Regions from separate parts of the Homo sapiens genome. Here region 1 is linked to region 2. A link is a contact called in ENCODE Hi-C or POLR2A ChIA-PET data. All regions are on one chromosome and are shown on one strand. Each heading gives the region's core, a stretch centred on a gene start or an enhancer-like site at or near the end of the contact. The rest is flanking DNA. Distances are from core to core; before and after follow the strand shown.

What was found. A loop is a pair of places that touch in the nucleus more often than their neighbours do. ChIA-PET counts read pairs that join two places held with the same protein, here RNA polymerase II (POLR2A). Pooled maps may share reads with other maps.
Region 1: a loop to region 2 is called in a map of mammary epithelial cell, with 8 times the contacts of the local background. The contact joins two enhancer-like sites. A Hi-C loop is called at or near these places in 3 of 168 maps with a recorded cell type or tissue (PC-9, heart left ventricle and mammary epithelial cell) and 4 of 50 pooled maps. POLR2A ChIA-PET finds 5 or more read pairs at or near these places in 6 of 52 experiments (CD4-positive, alpha-beta T cell, H1, MCF 10A and 3 more).

Annotation. Positions count from the first base shown.
Region 1 is chr2:226,184,246-226,187,570 of GRCh38, reverse strand. No RefSeq gene overlaps it. Among named protein-coding and RNA genes, the nearest start is that of MIR5702, 470 kb to the left of the region's middle. Within about 2 kb of position 1,655, at least 10 of the 41 ENCODE cell types and tissues checked have a DNase peak (open chromatin) inside an H3K27ac peak, as active enhancers do; they include PC-9 and mammary epithelial cell, where a contact is called at or near this core.
Region 2 is chr2:226,135,219-226,138,332 of GRCh38, reverse strand. No RefSeq gene overlaps it. Among named protein-coding and RNA genes, the nearest start is that of MIR5702, 520 kb to the left of the region's middle. Within about 2 kb of position 1,397, at least 7 of the 41 ENCODE cell types and tissues checked have a DNase peak (open chromatin) inside an H3K27ac peak, as active enhancers do; they include PC-9 and mammary epithelial cell, where a contact is called at or near this core.

The sequences.
Region 1 (3,325 bases), core at 406-2,905, 49 kb before region 2:
TGCTTTTTTATTACAGTATCTGAGAAGAAAAGCTTTCAGAGTGAAATTCAGTAATCCCTCGCTTCTGATTCCATGTCTACTGAGATGTTCAAATTTGAGTGCGGCCCTTGGTAAAGCACTGATTGCTGAAAGGTAGCTCTGTCCCATGGGAGGATTTGGAATGAGATCTAGTAGAAATTTTCATTCAAGTTGAATAGAAAACAGAAAAGTGAGTGTTCTATGGAAAGCAGAAGTCTGGCAATGATGGATTTGCCCTGTGAATGAAAGTCTAGGAATGTGTGTCCTTCCCACAGTTGGTTTATTAAGAAAGTCCTGCAAGTTAATATCACAGTATGTGTTTGAATACAGGTATAAATTTCTTGAGAGTCCACAAATCAACTATCAGTGGAAATCCTGATACCCACCAAATGATGTTTTTACATCTATGTATTCATCAATCTAATAATTTTCTAAGAGATAGCAGTGTGTCTATTCTATTGAGTAGAATACTATTGTTTTTCTTTTTTTTTTTTTTCTTTTTTCTTTTTTTGAGATGAATTCTCTCTCTGTCACCTAGGCTGGAGTGCAGTGGCACAATCCCGGCTCACTGCAACCTCTGCCTCCTGGGTTCAAGTGATTGTCCTACCTCAGACTCCCAAGTAGCTGGGAATACAGGCATGCATCACCACACCCAGCTAATTTTTGTATTTTTAGCAGAGACAGGGTTTCACCATGTTGGCCAGGCTGGTCTTGAGCTCAGGTGATCCTGACCTCAGGTGATCCGCCCTCCTCCGCCTCCCAAAGTGTTGGGATTACAGGCGTGAGCCACCGTGCCCAGGCTGTTTATCTTTTATTTGTAAATTTAGATATTTCTGAAGACAATATTAATTTACAGGGAAGTCATTATCCTTCTTCCTAGAATATGCCTGCATAAATCTATGGCATGAAATGCACACATTTCCGACAGGATTCTTTTAATAATACTCTCTCATTTTACAATATTCCCTGACACCATAGCATGACTGGATGAATTATTCTCCAGACATAGCCTAATTTCCAATAGTCATATTTCTTAAATATTTTTGAAATTATTTTTAATAGAAATTTGTAAGATTATCAAATTCAGTATTTTATTGATGGACAAAATTTTACCTGAATTGTCTTAAAAGTGCCACTTTTTATTTCTAAAAGCAACAGAAAATGAAAGGCATTCATTTTATAACTCCCTAGTGTGGATCCTTCTCCTGTTAACAAACTCAAATTTTTAGGAAGCTTCAATTCTTCCAATTCCACTTTAATGCCATTTTTTCTCTCATTCTGTTTTCGGAGGCAATGAAGAACAGCTGGTCACCATTCTCTGCAATAATAACCTTCATATAGTTGAAACCCAAATGGTTTTGGACATGGTACTTACAAAAACATCTCCTTGCAAATGATGTAGCCTATTTGGTATTTCCCCTGTAAACAGCTAGATTCCTTATAGCCAACCCTTCCAGCAACTATCAAATTTTAGCTCTGTTTAGTATAATGCAAGCATTTTCTGCTTTGTCTATTCAGGAATGTCTTCCTAGGAGGTTTCACAATAAAATTTATTGTGTTTCATTTATGACGTACAATGTAAGAAGAATGGAATGCTTTTCTGTTAGGATTTGCATTGATAATGAAAGGTTACTATAGTGCTGGTCTGCTTTGACCAAATTTGCCAAATTCTGAAGAGAATGCCAATTAGAAGGCTGTAATGCTTTTCACTGAAACAGACTGAGGCCAATACCTGGTGGTGGGGACCTGTCATTGTTGGCCAGACTCTATTTTTAATTGGGAGAGAAGGCAAATGCTAGATCAAACAGTGTTTACTAAGTGATACCAATAATTCCAAGTCATAGCCACACCCCAAAAAGCTGAGGAAGTGACTAAGTCCTTCTGAGGTCGTCTTTTCTATTAGTAGCAATGTAGCCAAAAGTCTGAAAACGCTCACATTTTGCTCTCTTTAGGAAAAGACAACATTGATTTTAGAGGTTTTTGTTATGGAGGCCAGGGGGATTTTTCCAGTGCAGCACAGAGAAATCTGGGTTTGGATTGGGAAGCCAGACATTTCTTGGCTTACATTTCCTACTTGAATGGGATTCGTTTGCCCCCTCCTCACCTCTCCCCAACCCCCAGGCAGCTAGAAGCCCCACCTCCTTGCTTGGACCATATGGGGAAGCTGGCTCGGTGGCTGTTATTCTACTGACTCCAAGTTCACGCAGCTGTTCATCCCCTGCTTAATGTACTGGTAATTACAGCAATGTGCTCTTCTCTTTCCAATCATGTAACTTTTACTAATGGAAAATGATTTGTTTTTAACAACTTCCATGCATTTCTTTCTCGTTTTAATAAGAAAGGGTGTCTTGTGGCATTGAGCTATTGAATTCTCTATAAAAAACAAAAGTCTCTATATGAGTTTCCAGCTCCATAGGAGGGCTCTGTGGGATTGGCCAAAGGTGGTGGGGAGACTTAAGTGAGTGTAACTAACTTGATATGAATAGGTCAGTTGGGAAACAAAGCAAGCTCATCGCCTTCTGATCATGGAGGTGGTGAAATAACATTTTTTAAAAATGTGAAACCGGGAAGGATCAGAAGTATGAATTGAGTTCTGCTTTCATGATCCAAACTCTATGTACTCTCAGAGAATTTTTAAAACAAATATCTGAAGAGGTTTTCACTTATTTTCATTCAATGTTTCAGAGCATGTAAATGTTCTCCTTTGATGAGAAATGTTGATGATTTGGGTTGGGTGGGGGTTGAAATGATTATAGCAAGTGCGTCTTTTGCTGTAGCCATGCTAAGCTACCAGGCACAGATCAAACAGGCATGTGGTCACATGATCGTTTTATTTGCAGATAAAATACAGACACCTTGGAATTTCCTTCCTTATATCCCCTAAATGGCACTGGAAATCACTCTAAAAGGATAATTTTTAAAGCAAAACTTTTCCAACTCATTAGAGGATTTCAGTTTTAGACTTTTATTTTAAATAAGTGGTTGAGTAGCAGTTGTAACAAAGAATGCCAAGTCACACCCTTGTGTGTGGATGGAAATACTGCTACACAACACACATAGCTAATTTTATCAGAAGGATGATAGCAAAAGGAATGTCTTCTCTACATGAAAACTCAAAAGTCAAGAGCATTGACGAGATGACAAACCATGATTGCGAAGCCTATTTGCCACATCTTGACATTTTAAAGATTCATATAATTCAAGATTTAGCTAAAATTGTAAAATACATATCCTGAGCTCAAAATTCTTTGATGTTAACATGTATCCATATCTTTTAAAGACATTAATTTTATTCCTTGTGCATTTC
Region 2 (3,114 bases), core at 148-2,647:
ATGATAAATTCTAATTCTCTTTTACTAGAATAAAAACAATGTTTTAAAATTAAGAATTGAAAAAAATTAAAATAATGAATAGAGTGTAAAGCAATTATGGTATTTAAAAATTTGCATATGTCAATTATTAAGTGAAAAGAACACAGCTTTCAATGGGCCTATATGTTGAATATAAATATTTTACCATTTTCTCCTGTCTTAGACCATTTACTGGATCTTGAAATTTTCATTGTTAAAGTTAAGGTAAAAAAAAAAAAAGTAATATGAAGCAAAAATACATAAATTTAATTAAAGAAAATAAATATGTGAGACTGTGACATACAGGAGAGCAACAAGAAAACCCAGCCTCAGCCACATGTTCCAGAAGAGCCTCCAATCTGTGCAGGCTCCTGAACTGGCCACCCTGATCACCCACTACTTTCTACCAGGCGGGCTCTTTTCCCAGTTCTATTTTAGAAAAGAATTAGATGTCTAGACACCTTCTTACATTCCTGTTACCAAAACAAGTTGAGAGATGTTTACATATTTTTAAATGCTAGAGACTACAGATAGAGAGCCTTCTCTGCCCACACCTGTGGTCAGTGGGCAACCTGGAACATGATCCCTCATCACTGCTCCCTGCTACTCATAACCTTGTGTACTGATCTTTGTTTGAGCATGAATTGGACCTGTGACTCGCTCCAAATTAAAACAATGCAGCAATATTGATGACATCATCAACCTTAAAAGATGAGATTTGGGAAATATGACTAAGTATAAAGTTTATTTGAGTGCAGAGCTTAAGAGTAGCCACCTGGGAAACACAGACTCCAAAAGAATGGGTCAGCATTCCAAGGTGGGGAAAGTAAGGTTTCATTTATATAGGCGAAGACAGAGAAGCTTAACAAGGTTGCAGCATTTTTCAAAACAGGTTAGTACATGTGTTATAGTGATTTGATTGGTTACATTCGGAGGAAAACTGCCTTAACTTTCTGTAGGGAGGGGTAATGGTTTTGATGGGTCTTATCTCTGGTGCCGTTCAGCCTTTCCTAATCATTTACAGGGCAAGAATGAGGAAGAGATATGATCTATAATCAGAAAAGCAGAACTTGCAGCTTCATGCTTTGTGACTCAGGCCACATAGCCACATTCCTCTTAAGGTTTAAAATAATTTAAAGTTCCAACAGCTTTAAGTTTGAATTATTTAATTTCACAGGATGAAACTAACAAGAATAGGCTACAAAATATGGTGAATTCTACCTTGAGTTTCCTTTCTCACTCTCTTGATGGCTCATTACAGTGGAAGCCAGCTGCCAAGTTGTGAGTTTCCCAGTGGAAAGACCTTAGTGGCCAGGCACCTGTATCTACCACCAACCGCCAGTGAGGAAGTGAGGCCTGCAAGTGGCCAGGAAAGTGAGCTTGTAAGTGGATCCTCCCTGCAGTGTCTGTTGATGTCTATGAAAGACCGTGAGCCACGGGCATCCGGTTGAGCCACATCAACACTCTTGACTCATAGAAAACATGAGATACAAAGTATTTGTTGTTTTAAGTCATGAAATTTTGGGAAATTATTTTTCACAGCAACAAACAACAAATATACACCTGGGTAGTGCATAACGGTGATTCCTAAGCAAAGCAGGATGAGAAACACCTTGCTTATCAAAAAGGTGCTAAGCAAAGATGGCTGGCAGTTCACCAAAAATCCATGGTGACCTTCCACAGTGTAGAATTGTTGCTGGAAGCAGCTGCCAGGACAAAGACTAGGATTTCCAGCTCCATCTTCACCTCTTCATTATTATTATTTTTTAAGATGGGATCTCACTCTGTTGCTCAGGCTGGAGTGCAGTGGCATGGTCATAGCTCACTGCAGCATCAAACTCCTAAGCTCAAGTGATCCTTTAGCCTAGCCTGAAGAGCTGGGACTCCAGGCATGTGCCACCATGCCCAGGTAATTTTCAAAAACGGTTTTGTAGAGATAGGGTCTTGCTATATTGCCCAGGCTGGTCTCAAATTCCCGGCCTCAAGCCATCCTCCTGCCTCAGCCTCCCAAAGTGCTGGGATTACAGGAGTGAACCACTATGTCCGGCCCATCTATTCACTTCTAGGTGCCATGTGACTGGTTTTCACTTACAATAACATGTGTGGGAATGATTGTGGCACTTCCAGGCCTAGGGGTTAAGCCACAGATGGGCCAGTCCTGCCCTCTTTTTTTTTTTTCCATGCCATGCTGGGTCCTGAATGACCAGAAAGAACAGTCCTGACTCACTCATAGAGGACAGGAGCATTTGCTCTGAACTATTGTGAACAGAACATCTATTCTGGGCAAGAAATTAACTTTTCATGGGTTAAGCCAGTGAAATATTGGGGGTTGGGTGTTTAGTTACAGCAGCTAGTGTCACTCTAAATAATACAGAAATTCAGGAGCATAGCTTGAAACACTGAGATGAGACACTCCTCATGGAGAGTGAGTGCACACATACTTAGCAATGTCTAGATGCCAAAGTCAGAAGTTTTTATATTTCAGAGCAAAGTCTTCCAGGTAGCTGTGGTCTCTAGGGCAAGGCACAGGGAGAAGATAATATGATATGGATTAGGGTTGGTCATATCCAGTATCATCACGTGCAGGAGGGAGAGGAGAAATGAAAAGCCTTGTGTGTGTGTTTTTTTTTCATCTCTGTTTCCTTACTACAAAACTCTTGTTAAGTATAGTAAATTGTAGGTGGTTTAGTATTTGAAACTAACTCACAGAAGACCAAAAGGAGAGAGAGGAGAGAGAGAGGTGGCAGGAAGAGAGAGAGAGAGAGAGAGAGACAGAGAGAGAGAAATTTTTTAGGGAGAAAGAAAAGTGAAGAAATGGAAAAGGAAAAGGGAGAAAAGGTCATACAGTTTTAGTAAATATTATTCTATTTTAGCAAGATTGAGCATTTTGTAAACTGTTTCTGGAAAACTGTAATTGGAGTTCTTAAATTGGGGTTCAAAAAAGGAGATCTGAAAATCTCAATATTTTCTACCAAATGTCGATATTTATACACACAGATTTTTTTTTCTGGAATTGATGATCCCCCTCCCCCAAGTTTAAGAACCATTTCTCTAAAGTGACTTTGGCCATATTATTTAGGGCATTTTGATTTAATC